Regions from separate parts of the Mus musculus genome. Here region 1 is linked to region 2. A link is a loop called in an ENCODE intact Hi-C map of the cell type or tissue named here. Cell type or tissue: heart. All regions are shown on one strand. Links, peaks and the distances in the headings refer to the core of each region. The heading gives the core; the rest is flanking DNA. Region 1 holds the start of Secisbp2 (SECIS binding protein 2). Region 2 holds the start of Gm33041 (a long non-coding RNA gene).

The links. Hi-C counts contacts between places; a loop is a spot of excess contacts. Peaks named below come from ENCODE experiments on the same cell type or tissue, not always from the same donor. Only the 100,000 strongest peaks of a DNase experiment are listed, where the experiment ranks them.
Region 1: a loop joins it to region 2, with 2.6 times the contacts of the local background. A loop is called at or near these places in 6 of 42 quality-filtered maps.

The regions. Positions count from the first base shown.
Region 1 is chr13:51,650,277-51,658,765 of GRCm38, forward strand. Cks2 (CDC28 protein kinase regulatory subunit 2) reads left to right here. Exons shown (of 3, transcript NM_025415.3): 3 at 61-386. The coding sequence ends at 113. It overlaps Secisbp2 (SECIS binding protein 2), which reads left to right and starts at 1,432. Exons shown (of 17, transcript NM_029279.2): 1 at 1,432-1,544; 2 at 2,331-2,479; 3 at 4,110-4,359; 4 at 4,823-4,964; 5 at 6,605-6,834. The coding sequence starts at 1,509. In heart, for the core only: a CTCF peak has its summit at 4,561; DNase peaks (open chromatin) are centred at 1,395 and 3,845; H3K4me3 peaks cover 2,035 bases; H3K27ac peaks cover 1,257 bases.
Region 2 is chr13:52,219,545-52,228,033 of GRCm38, forward strand. Gm33041 (a long non-coding RNA gene) reads left to right here and starts at 3,324. Exons shown (of 4, transcript XR_382371.3): 1 at 3,324-3,416; 2 at 3,577-3,667; 3 at 4,728-4,949; 4 at 8,196-8,433. In heart, for the core only: a CTCF peak has its summit at 4,368 (motif pointing left); DNase peaks (open chromatin) are centred at 2,937, 3,027 and 3,967; H3K27ac peaks cover 1,771 bases.

The sequences.
Region 1 (8,489 bases), core at 215-8,214, 570 kb before region 2:
CGACAATTCATTTTGAATACTTCAAATAGTGACATGGAACTTAATATTTTCTTTCCACAGAACCGCATATTCTTCTCTTTAGACGACCTCTTCCAAAAGAACAACAAAAATGAAGTGCAGCTGGGATCATCTAATCTTTTTCAAATTTAATGTATATGTGTATATAAGGTAGTATTCAGTGAATACTTGAAAAGTGTACAAACCTTTCATCCATACCTGTGCATGCGCTGTATTCTTCACAGCAACAGAGCTCAGTCAAATGCAACTGCAAGTAGGGTTGTTTTAAGTTGTTCAAGATAGTTTCTTGTAGTTTTTTCTTAATATAAATGCCTGTTTTATTTTACCTGTTTTGTTAAATAAAGTTTGTATATTGCATTTATATCACCATTGTTGAAATTAATTTGACTTGATTATTTTTACCCCTGGGGAAAATAAACATACTTGAAAAAGAAATATAAGAAAATAAACATACTTGAAAAAGAAATATTAAGCTCCAAATGAGGATATTACAGCTTTATTGCCAGTTTACTTCCTAAATAACTTTGGATTCTGCAAGTGAACAGAAAAACCCACCGCTTGATAGTGTCCACAAGTCTACAAAAAGTCTAGTGGTTTCAGAGAAAAGTATCTTAAAAGTTCAGGTGCCACATTCGTGCATCTTGTGTGAACCAAGAAATTAAGCACACATCAGTGGATAGCCATAAAAAAAAGTATGAGTGGCCAGAAACAAGACTGTAGTTAGACATTAGCAGGGGTGATTTCTCATTGAACACAGTAAACACTACAGAGCCACAGCCTTCCATGTGTGGGATACACTAGACCTAACAGGGCTACTGACCATGAACTGGCACTGGTGTCTTGCTTGAAAAAAAGGGCTGGTGTTTAATTCTAACCCTACAGACTGACTCCAAGGCCTGTTTGCCAAATGCCCCCACATTGCAGGCGACCTTTTTCTGTCCTTCGACCTGTTTCTGTGCTCTTGGTTTCATTTTGGAGTTGTGTTTTGCGAGAGCTTCCTGTTGTCCAGGCCCCAGCAGAAGTCTCACATAGCTAAACATTTGACTCCTCTTAGTTCCAAGGTTCTTCATCTGCCTGCAGGCACCCGCCATGACATCCTACTAGAAACTCCACAGGAGCAGATGCTCCTGGAAGCTCACCACTGAGCAGGTCTGCCGGCCTCACTCTTACTAGGAGTCTCCCTCCTGCACTGCATCAGTGCGGGCGCCCAGAGCCTGGCCTCCCCTAGTGTCACATCACCAAGCCCGCCCCACGTAAGAGCTCAGCCGCGCCCTTCCTGGCCCACCACAAGCCACCCCCTAGAGCTGTCGCTGCCCCAGTCTTCCACGTGCGGCTCCGGAGGCCCGGGACGCCGAGCACTTCCGGCAGGGAAGGCCTCCGTCGCGCCTCGGTGACGTACGTCCTGGCGCCGCCGCGCAGGAAGGCGGAAACGCTGAGTCGTTGGTTAGGCGCGCCGCTAGCTTCACGGCGCGGGCTCTTCCGTGGCCGCCATGGCGTCGGAGCGGCCGCGGGAGCCGGACGGCGAGGTAAGGGGCGGGCTGCGGGTCTAGGCACACGCGCGGGGCCGCCGGGCCTGAGGTTCGGGGATGGGGGGCTTGACCACCCTCTCACGGTTCGGCCAGCGAAATGATAACACATAGGCTACCTACGGCCTCGGGCACCTCGCACCCGCGTCCGCGCCTGCCATGACCGCTAGATGGCGCGCCGGCCGTCCCAGAAATCCACTCTAAATTGGCCAAACGCGGTGATAAAAGTTGTCAGAATAACCCATACTCTGCGTTCCAAGGGCTCATGGCTGTGGGATGATTTTTCTCTCAGAGGTTCCGTGTGGTTTACTAACTACAGATGAAATATGTGGTGATTTTTGTTGAGAAGTTAGATGGCAATAAATGTCAGCGGTGTGTTTTACATAATAACTTTGAGCGTCCTTTGGGTATAGTTTAGCGACACTAGGTACAGGGTTCTTATATATCTCATGTATAAAGATGGAAGAGGTAAAAATAACTATCTTCAAGTTTAAATCCTCAGAAGCATTCCGAGTTGTGGTTCTTGTTATATAACAAGGTTGGGGTTTCCTTCGACTTTAATTCATTGTCCTTTTTTCACATGTAAGGTCCAGTAACCTTTTTTTTTTTTTTAATAATAAAAACATCAGGGAGATATTGTTGCCAAACACATTTTTGTCTTTGCACTGCACCTTTGTAATCACCAATGGGCCTATCAGAATGGCGCACCTTTCTTGTGGTTTGTATTTGATGGCATTTGGCGAATCTCAGGAGCGTTAAAGCCCATCCCCACCCTCTCATCCTCAGGATAGCATCAAGTTGTCAGCTGATGTCAAACCATTCGTCCCTAAGTTTGCTGGGCTCAACGTGGCGTGGTCAGAGTCCTCAGAGACACGTGTCTTCCCAGGCTGTGCGGCCACCTACTATCCATTTGTACAGGAACCACCAGCAGCTGAGTATGTATTTTCTCGATGCCTTGCCTCATGCAGAGGGTTTCTCTCCCAGAGGTAGTGATTAGAGCCTCACACACTGAAACATACATAACATCTTACAGGACGGCTTGCAGGTGAGGAAAGGAGGCTCTTCAACCAGCAAAGATTGGGCTCTGTAGCCTGACTAAATTCTGTGCAAAAACTTCATCCAGGAAGGGACCGACACTACGGAACTTAGAAAGTACAGTTGCAGGGTCATTTGTTTACAGTTGATACTGGTTCACGCGTGTAGGGACTGAGGATGCTGCTTTGCCATTTGTCAGGCCCTGGGCTTGATCTTCAGAGCTACCAAAGCAAGACAGAACCAAACAAATTCACATTTGTATTGGGAAAAGAAACGGCAAGAAGGAAGGGTAAATGGGAAAAGGACAGATGGATGAAGGATCAGATAGATAACATGCCAGGCTGGACAACTTAGCGAGACCCTGTCTCCAGTGACAGAGCTCCGTGGTGCAGCTCTTTCTGTCAAACACAAGGCCTCAGGGTCAATCCCCAGTCTACTGAATAATTACCAAGGTGCCCATCTTTTACGGCTCCTGGCCTCCGTGGTGTGCAGGATCCTCTTTGTACTCTGGCCTTCTGGGCAGCATAGTGCAGGATGTGAGGGGCTGAAAGGGCAGGACTGGAGGAAGACTGTGCAGGCTGTAGTGCAACTCCTCAGCCAAGGGAATGGCCTTTCGGCTGTTGTGTCTAGGTTGCTGAGACACTGTCAGGTACTAAACCAGCAGTCGGCTGCAAAACTGTGGGAGCATGCCCTTGCTGTGCTGCCATGGCATCTGAACTTACTTTTTACTTGAGATTACCTTTTCTGTGGTGCCATAGGAGGAAGCCACGGCCTTGTGCGTTTTATGAAGGCTATCTACCGTTGAGCTCTGTTACCCTGGTCCTAGTTCATTCGTTCAACTCTATCAGTAGCCAGGCAGTTTTGGCCCACACCTTTAATCCTGGCACTTGGGAGACAGAGGCAGGCGGATTTCTGCGTTCGAGGCCAGCCTGGTCTACAGAGTGAGTTCCAGGACAGCCAGGGCTACACAGAGAAACCCTGTCTCGGAAAAAAAAAAATCAGCAGTATTCTTTGCAGGAAGAAAAAAAGAGGTCCTGTTTGGATGGGTGGGTGGGTGGGTGGGTAGGTGGGTGTGCGTGCATATGTGGGGGGGGTATGTGTGGTAAATGCACATGTGTGCACTTGCATGCGGAAGCCTGTGGCAGAAGTTGGGTCTTTCCTCAATTGTTCTTTTATTCTTTGAGAAGCAGTCTCACTGAAGCTCAAGTCCCTCAGTCAGCGAGACTGGCAGGCCAGTGACCTTCAAGGACCTGCGCTCCCCCTCTGGTTGGAGTCCCAGAGCGCACTGCCGTGCACTGCTTATCACACTGGCTCTGGAGCCCAAACTTAGGGCCTTGCGCTTATGTGCCAGGCAGGCGCTTTACTAACAGAGCCAGCTCTCTAGCCCTCATTTGGTTGTTGATAGGGGAGTTTCCAATGCGAAAGTAAGTGATCCTTAAAAGAAAATATTAAAAAGTTTAAATTAGCGTCTTAAAAATAATGTTCTTGATTTGTGTTATGAAATCTGCAACTGAAATTTACACTTTTTAGACAGAAAATGTATCCCGAAGACATGGCTTTCGGAGCCCCCACCTTTCCAGCACAGTACGTGTCTTCTGAGATAGCGCTGCATCCTTTTGCCTATCCCACTTACACCCTAGAGTCCGCACAGAGTGTTTGCTCAGTGCCAACCCTGCAGTACGACTACAGCCAAGCACGGTGTCACCCAGGCTTTCGGACAGCAAAGCCCCGGCATGAGCACGTGTGCCCTCCACCTCAGGAAGCAAAAGGTGTATTTAAGGTGAGGAAGTGCTGCTGCAGGGTGCGGCTCCTCCTCTTAGTCCTTGTTGCCAGTGTCAGAAGTCAGTGTGTCCTCTGATAGCTAAGCACTGCTTACCTTTTGGTGATAGCCTTTTTACAAACGGTTTGGTCTGTTCTTTTCTTAAATGTTTGAATTGTGAATACTTACTGGTTTGCTGTGTTAAAGTTTCATTATCAGAGTTTTGTTTTGTTTGTTTGTTTGATGACTTATTTATTTCATGTATGTGAGTACACTGTCACTGTCTTCAGACACACCAGAAGAGGGCATCAGATCCCATTACAGATGGTTGTGAGCCACCATGTGGTTGCTAGGAATTGAACTTAGAATGTCTGGAAGAGCAGTCAGTGCTTTTAACCTCTGAGCCATCTCTCCAGCCCCAGTAGTAGTTTTCGTGTTTCATAGTTTTGTGTGTGTGTGTTTTTTTTCTAAATCTCTCCTGCAGAAAAAACCCTCTGATGAGAGAAGAGCATGTGAAGAGCAAAAGTCAAGCAGCAGAAGGGCTGACAATGCGGTGCCCTGTGAGGCGAGACCAGCCAGGGGGTCCAGTCACCTGTCCTCTCGAACTGAGAGCAGTTTGAAATCTGGTAAAGCCGACAAATTCTGGTATAATGGCAGGCTGTCCCACTTTCCCGAATCAGTACCATTCCCATGGGCATACTCATCATGACGGCTCCAAGAAATGTGCCTGGAACCTGGCCTAGCTGAGGCCATCAGACCTGGGGTGGGTTGTTAGAGTGTGGTGTGTGTTGCACTGTATAGGCAGAGGTTCCTTAGCCTGTTAGAACCATCACACAGCATGCAGGTGGTAACTTCAAGCTTCACAACCGTAGTCTTTGTACCGCGTGTGTCCATGCTCATTCCTGAACGTGCCTCTTCATTTCGAGGGGACACTGGAAGTAGCACAAAGGTGTAAGTATAGTTAAAGTCCCATGCTGAATGAACCTTGACCTGGGCACTCTGGCTCCCGGAGTCTACACATCCATCTACTGGCTTAAAACTTTCTGTTCCACCTTCTTGAAGGCTAGGAGTCTACCTGGCACCTATGTTGTTTTTAGTTTTGAGACCAGGCCTTACTATAGAGACCAGACTGGCTTTGGATTTTTGGGCCTCCGACCTCAGCTTCCTAACTTTCGCGATTATTGGCATATGTAGCATTATGCTTAGGAAAAGATATTTCTGAGATCTCTTATGCTTCGAGTCTTTACAGAGTGTTTGCTGAGCCGTGTTCCCAGTTGCATCTGCTCATCTGTAAATTACTGCTTGATCACAGAAAGAACTATTTCTTTCCTTTTTTAATGAGTTGTTTTTATTTTCCGTGCATTGGTATTTTTCCTGCATGCGTATGTGGTGAAGGTGTCAGATATCCTGGAGCTGGATTTGGAGGTGGTGGTGAGCTGCCACGTGGGTGCTGGGAATTGAACCGGGTCCTCTGTAAGAGCAGCCACCACTCCAGCCCCACAACTAGCTCTACGATGATATACAGCTTTTGCTCTTTTCGGTTGTTGCTGTTGTTGGTTTTGTTTTGAGACAGGGTCTCGCTGCGTTGCTCTTGCTGTCCTGGAACTCACTTTGTAGACCTGGCCAGCCTTGAGCTCACAGAGATTTTCTGCTTCTGCCTCCTAAATGGATAAAAGGTGTGCGCCAGTACACCCAGCTAACAGCTTTGTGTGTGTGTATTTAACTGGCTCTATGAACTTGTGTGTAATTCTATCACTTGGTTTAAGAAATGTTTCTATTCTCATCTACTCTGCTCATGACCCACCTGGCACATGAAAGTGGAACTTTGAGTGTTAGGTGTCCCAGCTTTGGCCTTGGAACTCTATGAGAGGCTTCATGATACTGCTGTCACTTCACTATCCATGGCTTGAAGTATGGGAAAGAGGCTGAGATCAGTGACCTCCATCCACTTTGCTCTTGCAGATGGAAAGGGGGAGTTAATTACTCACAGATTGAAAATCTGTGAGACTCCCCTGAAGTTTGCCTAGCTCAGAAGTGATTAAGGTGGCCAGCTGTGCAGTCAGGCTTGGCTGGTTTCACCAGCTTTAGTGTTATTCTGGTGGATACCTGCTGTCATCTGTATCCAGTGCTGCTACAGTGAGCAGGAGGAGCGAGCTTGTGTTAACAGCAGCCTGCTGCAGCCCTGGTTTCTCTGAAATTCATGTTTGAGTGCTAATGAACAAGGCACATCCTGACAGTATCCCAACGTTTCATTTTGTAATTACAGATGGTTACCACAAGCGACCCGACCGCAAGTCCAGAATCCTTGCGAAGAGTGCATCTACCTCTAAACCTGAATTTGAGTTTAGTAGGTTAGACTTTCCTGAACTGCAGAGTCCAAAGAACAGTAACATGCCAGAGACACAGAAGCCGCCCAGGTGGGGGCCTCTTGGCCCTGCTGCCAGTAACATGCCTCTCCTAGGAGACGTCGGCAAGCCCGTCGCAGATATGGTAGAGGTGAGTAGAAGGGCCTGTCTGTGTTTTTGCTGTCTGCACACAAAGGCGTTGTATCACTTCAAACGCTTGATGTGTAAAAACCTACTGTGGTCCATGAAGACCAGCCACACTGCTAGGGAAAAGGTACTTTGGGCCAGCCAGCCTGATGGTAGCAGTGGTGCCATCTAGTGCTGCTGTCTTCTAAAGGACCATCTGATGAGCTGCTTCTAACCCTAGCAGCTCAAAGGTTAGGGGAGTGAGTGCCTCAGAAGGAAGAGGTTCTGAGTTCCACTTAAAGCACCCTTTCTAGTACTGCAGTCTCCCAGCATTCAAAGAGATAGTGACCTTTTGTTGTCCACTGACCTCCAAACAAGCGCTTGCAAAGGTGGCCCTTGCATACCACCACCCCCAATCACAAATAAGTAAATATGGTGCATTTGAAAACCAAAGTAGTAATATTTAAATCTTATGCTTTTTACTTACATCTCTGTTGGGGTTTTTTTGTTGTTTTTTGTTTTTTTAATAAAGATTTATTATTCTACATAAGTATACTGTAGCTGACTTTAGACACATCAGAAGAAGGCGTCAACGGGTGGTTGTGAGCCACCATGTGGTTGCTGGGATTTGAACTCAGGACCTTCAAAAGAGAAGTCAGTGCTCTTACCTGCTGAGACATCTCACCAGCCCCTTACATCTCTGTCTTATTGCACTATTAACAGTGGATTTAGCAGAGGTCACTGCAGTAGTCTGTTACAGTCCACCAAATTAAACTTTTTTTTAATTATTAAAAAAGACTGTCTCATGATTCTAGAGAATTAAAGTGTTGGATTATTTTGTTAGTTACTTAGCTATGACTAAGATACCTGACATAGACAGGGAGGGAAGATAGCTGTCCCCTGGCTTCAGAGGGTACAGGGCATCAAAATGGGAAGGAAGGTGTGGTAGGATATAAGATGGTGGCTTGTTCACATTGTGTGGACAGGAAACTGCACATCTTAACTGAAAGCAAGTGTAACCTTCAGAAAGGGTGACCTCCTTTCAACATTTAGTTTACATGTCATAAAGGCTTCACAGTCTCCTCAGACAGTCCCACCACAGTGTTCAAACACAGACCCCTCTGGATGGCATTTCAGATCCCAACCATAAGCCAAGTCCCTAAAATGACGTGTGGCAGATTCCTACCCAAGGGAGAGAAGGGTACCAGACAGCATGGGAGCAGAGGGGAGGATAAAGCCGTGCACCCATTCCTGTTCCCCTTTCTCAGAAGGGGTTTCCTCTTCCTGTTTTTGGCATTCTTTTAGGCACCTTCTACAGAGATTTCAAGGCCTCCGGTGGCTGATACATGAGAAAATAGGCCATTCTGTTGCATTTCCTATGCTTGGACCCTAATTGTATCATCACACAGTGTTGTCGTACTGCAGTGTGTACAGTACGGCAGATTACTAGCTGCATCAAAGTCATAGTCCAAGTCACAGTTCACCTAGTAGATGTGTGGTTGTCTCCAGGGCCTCTGCTGAATTCCGTAGTGGCTGTGCCATGCTTCTGTAAGCACCTCGAAGTAGTGCAGGGTACTGGGCCACCTGGGACAGTAGCAGGAAGGGACTGACCTTTATGTCAAGGTCACCTGTACGTAGTGCTACATATCCAAGCATGGAGTGAAGTTCTTCTTCTTCTTC
Region 2 (8,489 bases), core at 302-8,301:
CACCCGGCTAGAACTAGCCTATTTTAATATGTGTTTGGCTCAACTTAATAGATGTGTCTAGTCTGAGCTCACTCTTCTGCATTCAGGGAATATCTGTACACAGTATTAGGCCTGTCAGAACCCATCCAGAATGAAGGGGCCATGATGGAACCTTGATTTAGCTGAAACATCTCCTGAGGGATCCTGGCCTGTGTCCACTGGAAGATAGCTTTAATAAAGCATGTGACCCCTCAGAAAGTGAGGCTCACAAGTGAGCTTAGAATGTTAGGGGCATGGGACATGGCTGGGGAGGTCACTGACAAAGCAACAGAGCTGTGTGAGAGGTGACCATCCATCCAGGGATTCTGCCCTGCCCCGCTCCACCCCACCCCCAACTCCTTCTTCAGGGAGAAACTTCTTAGAGATTCTTTCCTCGTTGGCTCTCTGCTGCATGCTGATAAAACACCATGACCAAAAGCAGCGTGGATAGGAAAGGGTATTTTTGACTTACACGGTCCCATCATAGTCTATCACTGAAGAGAGCTAAGGCAGAAACTCAAGGAGAAGCAGATGCAGGAACAGTGGAGGAATGATGCTTACTGGGTTGCTCCTCAGGCTCACAATCAGCTATCCTTCTCATAGCTTGGAGGATGGGGAGAGGTAAGCATGGGAGGGTGGGGAGGCAGGAATAGAGGGAGCAAACCTCAGGAAAAGAAGAGATGCTGGGTATCTGGGGAGATGCCTCGTGCTAAGGTGCAAACACTGGGGCCTTCATTTGATCCCCAGAACACATTTAAAGCCAGGCATAGAGCACACTTGTAATCCCAGCCCTGGGGAGGTGGAGACAAGAGAATCTCTGCAGCTCCCTGGGCTAGCCAGACTAGTCTACTTGGCAAAGTCCTAGGATCCTGTCTAGTACAACTAGGAACAGAAGGAAGAAACTAAGCAAAAACTTAAGGATAGCAACATTTGAGGAGTGGCATGAGGTAGACCTCTGGCATGTATGCACACACTCACACGCATGCACATACACATGCACACATGCATAAGAAAGGGAAGGAAAGAGGCACTGGGTGGCAGAAGAAAGTATGTCTGAGCAGTGACCTTCATCCTGGTGGGCCTATTATCTCCCAGGAGCCCATAAAGCTTCTTACTCCTTCTGAGCGAGAGCTTAGGTGGGCCCATGATGACTGCTGCTGTGAACGGTTCAGAGGGTTCCCAGACTCGTGAGAAAGACGGCTGTGTTACAGGTTTGGCTGCCATCCATCAGAGAAGGCTATGAGGTGAACATGCCTCCTATCACCTGTCTTACAGTGTGATGTGTAAATCACCACAGAGAAGCATCTGAAGCAACAGGGCGAAGGGAGAATGGAGCAAGACCTCCAAAGCCATGAGCTTCCATCAACCTTTCTTCTTATAAGGCAGCCTCAGGCGCTTTGTCACAGTGACTGAAAGCTGACTCATCCGTTGGAGCAGCAGTTTGTCCTTACCTCTTTCTGCACTTCTTTCTGAGGCCAGCACATAACTGAATGCAAAATATGTTCAAATGTATATGTTTCTAACCCCCATTAGGGGTTCCCATGGATGGAAAGGACCCTCCCTCCCATTCAGCAAGGACTCAGACTCCCCTGAGAAGGTGTGTGAAATCTCAGCGAGAACCACCCTGTCCTGGTTTACCTCCCACAGTCCTCAGAGGCAAGATGGGACCCACAGAGATAAACCTACTCCACCAGCACCCCTGAAGAACCACTGCTAGAGAAATGGATGCACCTTTTCACTGAGGAAGGCTCTCTCACTGGTCTGATGCCCATCAAGTTGGTTGGGATGAACGGCCATTAAATCCCAGAGGTTTACTGTCTCTGTCTCCCTAGTACTGGGGTTATACACCCTACATCTGGCTCTACATCTGGCTTTTTAAATGTGAATTTAGAGGATCTAACTCAGATCTTCATGCTTGTGTAACAGACTCCTTCCTCAGCCCAACACATAGTTCTTTGGGATGGACCCAACATGGTTAAGTAAATAAAGGCAGAATAGGAGGAAGGAAAGAATCGTGTGTGTGTGTGTGTGTGTGTGTGTGTGTGTGTGTGCGTGCGCGTGCGCTCGCACATGTGTGCGTTCAGCATTTATGTTGATATGATAATATGATTTGTCTGAAGATGTGGAGACCTGCATGCATCTCAGCTGTGCAGCCACCTACTCCCCCTCCTCCATCACAGGACAGCTCGCCTGTTGTCTTCCTTATAGCTGGCATGGTTGGGAAGTCTGGCCGGTCCAGAGACTCTTGAACCATGTGGGCTGAGCAGTGAGGACTCTATGTCTTGCTTAAACTGGCTCATCCTTGGAAATAGCACTTTGGGGAAGATAACACACTCTCCATTGCACAATGGAATATTCCAGATCAGGTTTGGATGCTCCTTGAAAACAGTCTCTGCGAACAGCTGCCTCTCTTAAGAAATCTTCCTGGCTACCTTGGATAAGTCTTGGGTACTTTGGCCGCCTTTGGGGAGATGATAGGAGAAGTGGAGCTGCTTTTGCTGGCTTGGGAAAATCTTTTTCACTTAAAATAGAACTGTGGAGCTTAGTAGGAATTGTTCCGTGCGTTTAAACAAACAGGAAGCTCTCACTGGAGGCCGAGCCTGGGTGAGAAGAAACTGGATATGTGTGGTCATGACGCAAATAATTAAGGACAGAGGTCAAGTTCACCAGGAGCATCCAAGCACCAAGAGGCCTTGCACAGTCAAGGTGATCCCCCCACCCCCATTTTTTTCCAGCCTGCAAAGGGATACTCCCATGTCTCAGGGCTGAGCTACAGAGACTCTGGCAGCAGCAGGTTGTTCCAAGGTCAAAGGCCACTGTGGGAACAGTGCGCCCCAGCTCACGCTGTCTCCCTGGTTCCAAATAAATAAACGAGTAGGAATAGGACTCAGGGGCCACCCCAGGGCAAGTTTCTCTGTGTTCCTATCCCTTACTGCAAGTGTTGACGCCCAGCTGTCAGGGCTGGGGTTGATCGCCTTGTCTCACCTTCAGAAAGGCCCTAGGACCCAGCTAGCAGCCTGAGGCTGCCAATGAACTCCTGTGAACAAGAGAGGCCACTGGGTGAGACTGGGTGGGACCAGAGCTCCAGGGCTAAGCTCTCCTAAGTTTCCTGCAGTCCTTTATCTGAGGACTGGCCAAGTTGTCCAGAGCCTGGGTGTAGTCTGAGCTCCCCAGGACCATTAAAGGGAGTGAACAGAAGCTTGAGCTGGTCTCTCAGTGAAGGAGGCCAAAGCAGGAAGCCTTGTCAGGCATTGCCAATATCAGCAGTAGAAACACACCCACACTTTAGAGTACAAAGCCTTCCCAGACACCCTGAGTGTCTCGTTTAATTCTCCTCCGGCTCTCCAAGTCGGCAGTGCAGTCTGGCCTTGCAGAGGAATGAAGGAGGGGCTCCACAGGTCCGCACAGAAGTCAGCACCTGGGGCTGCCTGGACTCTCTCTCTCTTCTGTTCATTGTAATCTGCAAACTTCTTTATCAGCCCCTTTCCTGGACCTTCTTATCAGATGGTCCAGACGAAAGGATTAAAGCCCGATTTCTTTTCCCCATTGTCTTCTCAGAAGAAGCTCAACAAAGCAATCAACATCCACAGTCTCCAAGAGAGAGGCCGCTTGGGGGCGGCTCTGCTGCTGTTGCATTGTTCTGCCCAGGGTAGGTGGCCCTCACAAGATCTCAGCCTAAGGTCAGTTATCTCTCCCCTGCAAACAGCTGGAGGATCTGTGGTCTCAGAGATAGAAGACACAGTTCTCCTTGGCGGGCCAATAGAAGGGGGTAAGGAAAAACTCCCAGCCCACCACCTCTCCCCTGCTCCCCAAGAAAGTGTCCCTGGATGAAAAGCGCATTCCAGTGAGCTCCAGAGAGCACTTTCCTGGGTTCTGCTGTTTAGACTGCCTTGCTGCAAGGCATCTGGCTCTGGCCAACATGGCACTGGCTAGAAGCCATGATCTTTCTGGCTCTCCTGAGCTCTGTCAGCTCAGCTCACAGGCTGCTTGCAGCTCTGAGGCCATCCACCACCTGACCCACCTTTGCTCCACACACAAGCACACATGAGGACATCTGTAATGCATCATACTTACATACTGCTAGGTATATCACCCTGTGAACACACCACAGACACACTTGTGTGCATGCACACATATATAAATACACATGTGCACACATGTTCGGGTGCACACACATAGACACCGCAGACATGTGGACACACACACACACCTTAATGAACACACACAAGCACACACACACACACACACACACACACACACACACACACAGAGTATCATTTCAACTGTGAACCTCTACTGCCCCCCAGAGGTTTAAATGTGGATGAGCAGGTTCAAAATTGTCAAAATCTTGGACAAAGGGCAACTGCTTATCTTTTAAAGCCCAAAGAACCAGAAGGTTCCATTTAGGGAAAAGATTGTGTTGTATTTTGACATACCTCACACAACCTTTATTTAATAGGATGTTTCTTCCAGTTTCTTAAACTCTATAAATCACAGGTTATAAGTGTGTACAGGTAGGTGTGTGTGTGTGTGTGTGCGCGCACGCGCGCGCCTTGCTCTCACCCCATGACCGCATGCTGAACTTGCAGCCTCGGCCATCCAGACGGCCCTCTCCTTTAATTGAAGGCTCAGAGAAGGGATTTAGAGAGACACTTTGGGAATGTTACTTGTGATCTTTGTTACTTTTTTTTTTTTTTTTTTTGTGGTAGGACACTGTTGCTTTGAAGACTTCTAAATCAAGAGGACTGCGTGTGTCACAAATGACAGAGTGACAGGCAGAGCCTTGTTTACTCACGGGTGGCATGTAAGACTGTACAGGAGGACCAGGAGAATTACTGTCTGTTTGATGTCTAAGATCTGTGCTTTCTTAGGTTTCTTTTGCCTCGGCTCCTGTTGAGTGTTTCCATGTTGAGATTCTCCCATGATGACAGGTAATTGCACATTTCAAATGAACAACTCAAAAACACAGGGGCAAGCAGATTAGCTTTAAAACAGCCTTCAAACAGCCTTCGCCATTTGTCTCTGGCAGGCTCCACGCTTTGGGAATTAGAGGCAAGTTCCTGTGTCCTTTTCTGTGCTACTTTGTATGGTTAATATGCACGGTCCCTGGCTGTGGGGCGGGCGTGGGGGGTGGGCAATGCTTAGTTAAAAAGCCAGGCAGGTTGGTGAACCCTTAAAGTCCTAGTGCTGGGAGACAGACCTGTGTCTCTCGGTTCAGAAAGCCAACCTAGCTGAATCAGAGAGTTTAGGCCAGTGGGAAAGCCTGTCTTTGTACCCCTCAAGAGGGTGAGCAGTGTTCAGAGGAATCACATCTGATGTTGACCTCTCTCTCTCTCTCTCTTTCTCTCTCTCTCTCTCTCTCTCTCTCTCTCTCTCTCTCTCACACACACACACACACACACACACACACACACACACACGTTCACAACACTTCAATATGAATGTATAAGACCAGTATCATGTCTGAATTTCTGAGGGAACAAGAGAACATGGAGGCACAGCTGGGGGTCCTTTGGGGTTGGCCCTCTGCTTTATTGGATAATCTCAGAGTTCCCTTGGTGTCTTAGTCAGGGTTTCTATTCCTGCACAAACATCATGACCAAGAAGCAAGTTGGGGAGGAAAGGGTTTATTCGGCTTACACTTCCATACTGCTGTTCATCACCAAGGAAGTCAGGACTGGAACTCAAGCAGGTCAGGAAGCAGGAGCTGATGCAGAGGCCATGGAGGGATGTTACTTACTGGCTTGCCTCACCTGGCTTGCTCAGCCTGCTTTCTTATGGAACCAAGACTACCAGCCCTGAGATGGTCCCACCCACAAGGGGCCTTTCCCCCTTGATCACTAATTGAGAAAATGCTTTACAGTTGGATCTCATGGAGGCATTTCCTCAACTGAAGCTCCTTTCTCTCACAGCTCCAGCTGTGTCAAGTTGACACAAAACTAGCCAGTACACTTGGTATGATTTTTTTAAAGGATCTTGCATGTTTGCAGACAGATGATTCTAAATTCTTAGCATCATAAACTCGTGCCATGCTCTTGATGGGCGAGTACCCCCTTGTGTATCTTTTTCCTTAGTAGCAGTTCTAGCTGATGTCATTTTGAACCAGAAGGGAGAGGGCCACACGGACTTTCCTAGCATTATGCCCTGCAGACATGAATCCGAATCTGTTTTCCCTCAAGGCCCAAGCATATGGTCCCGAGGGGCTGTGGAGATGGCTCAGTGCTTGCCATACGAGTTTGAGGACTAGAGTTTGAATTCCCAGAACTCCCCCAAATGCTAGGTGAACACGGCCCATCTGCAATTCTAGCTCTTGGAAGGGCAGAGACAAGGGATTCCCGAGAGCAAGCTAGCTAGTGGTACTAGCTAAAATGGCAAACTCTGGGATCAACTGAGAAATCCTGCCTCACTAAATAATATGGAGAGCCGGCAAGAACGACTCCCCATGTCAGCCTTGTACTCCTGCATGTGTTTGCGCACATGTGCACATATACTCACATACAGTGGTACACCCTCATGCATGTAAACATGCACATACAACATATACAGATACATGAACATGTGCATGCATGTACACACACACATATGTTCATCACGCATGCAGACACATGACAAAAAGGAAAAAGAAGTGTGTGGCATGTGTGATGTGTGGTGTGCATGGCATGTGTGTGTGTGTACATGCATACACATGTTCATGTGTGTGTGCACTCACTGCTCACTGTTCGGTGTCTCAGTCAGGGCTCTGAAAAGATGCCTTAGCTTTCAGAACCCCATCCCAAGCAAATTCTTTGCCTAGGCATTCTATCTCCTTGGTAACACAGCCCCTCTCTGGGTACGGATGGACTTTACACTAGGAGGCTGCATGCAGACCAGTGTCTCCCTTCAGGATGCACTTCTGTGTACACCACTATCATCTTGAGAAATTTTGTCAAAAATAGAGGTCCACGAAGAAGTAGGAATATATTTGGCCAAGTCCCTGCCTCCTGCAGGCTCCCAAGTATCAAAGGAATTGTAGACGTTTTTCATGACTCTGTGAACTGTGAATATTGCCAATGGGCCCCCAAGGGGTGAGGGCTTTCAACATTATGAGCAATAAGAATATATATACATATATACATATATATGTATATTCAGGTGTCATGGCAAAGGTTCTGACTCTGGATGCCTGGTCTGGATGCAATCAGAATGCTCATGATTCTGTAAAGTCCCAGAAATCAGAAGGCTTGGTAAGTGTGGATACTCCAACATCCTGTCTGGATAGTCCTTAACCTTTCACTCTCAGACAGGGAGACCTGGCCAACCCAGTAATGATCCCTATTGTGTGGCAATTGTCTCAGAATTGTAAGGGAGAGAGAGAGGGGCTCATGAGATGCAGGAGGTCAATAAGATTTAAAAAGCTTGGGATGTATACAACTTATAAGTCTCATGAATTCCCCAAAACTTACAGGACCTCCCTAAGACAATAGTCAGAACTGCTATAGAGAGAAGACTAACCTGTGGAGCTGCCTGCAAATTCTGCAGAAGCTTTCGGGGTGTAGCTTTTCAGAGTGGTCGCTCAGGTTGGAATGGGCTTCTCAGCAAGGTAGCTGCCTCTGAGTTTTCTGTGTTCCTGAAAGTAGCTACTCATCCATACTCCTGTAAGAACCGCAGGAAACCCACTGGTGTGCAAAGCTGGACATGAATGGAACTTTTGTCTGTTATCAGTGCCCTGTATGGAGTGAGTGGACATTTCTTTACAGCCTCTCAGAAAAAGTTTTACAACCGTCTCAAGGTATGGAACCAATGGTTTTATTGTTTTGGTCTGAGTGTCTTTGTCTCCTCAGAATGTATCACTGAAAACCACCAACGTGATGATGTTAGGAGTTGGGGCCTTTGGAAGGTGACTTAGGACCATTGCCATCAAAGAATGGCTCTCAGAAAGCCATCTTGCTCCCTCACCATAAGCTAAAGGAAGGCTCACCAGTCACCAGAGAACTATAGGAACATTCATCTTGGATTTCTCAACCTGTGGAACTATGAGAAATAGACCTCTGCTGCTCACAAAGTTGTCCACTTTACAGTTAGTTATAGCAGCCTAAATAGACAAAGGCATTTCCCTTTAGAGTGAAAAGCACTCTGCAGACATGTCTAAGTTAAGGATCAAAATGGAGAGATGACCCTGGCTTATCTCTTTACTCCAGGTTCAACATCTCAAGGGTTCCAGAAGGAAGCTGAAGGGTCGGAGCCAGAGAAGATGTGAGGACGCACTCATGAGTTTTGAGTTTCTGCTTTGACTCAGGCCTGAGGTCATAAGCCAAGAATGTAGATGGCCTTTAGGGACTAGAGAAGAAGGGAAGTAGCTTTTCCCCCAGGTATTCCAAAGGAAGTGGAGCCTGGGAAAAGTCAGATGTCCACACCCTGAGTCTCATTTCCATCTATGACCTTGTAAGTCAATAGATAGATATATGCTGTTTTATGTCACTAAGTGCATGGTA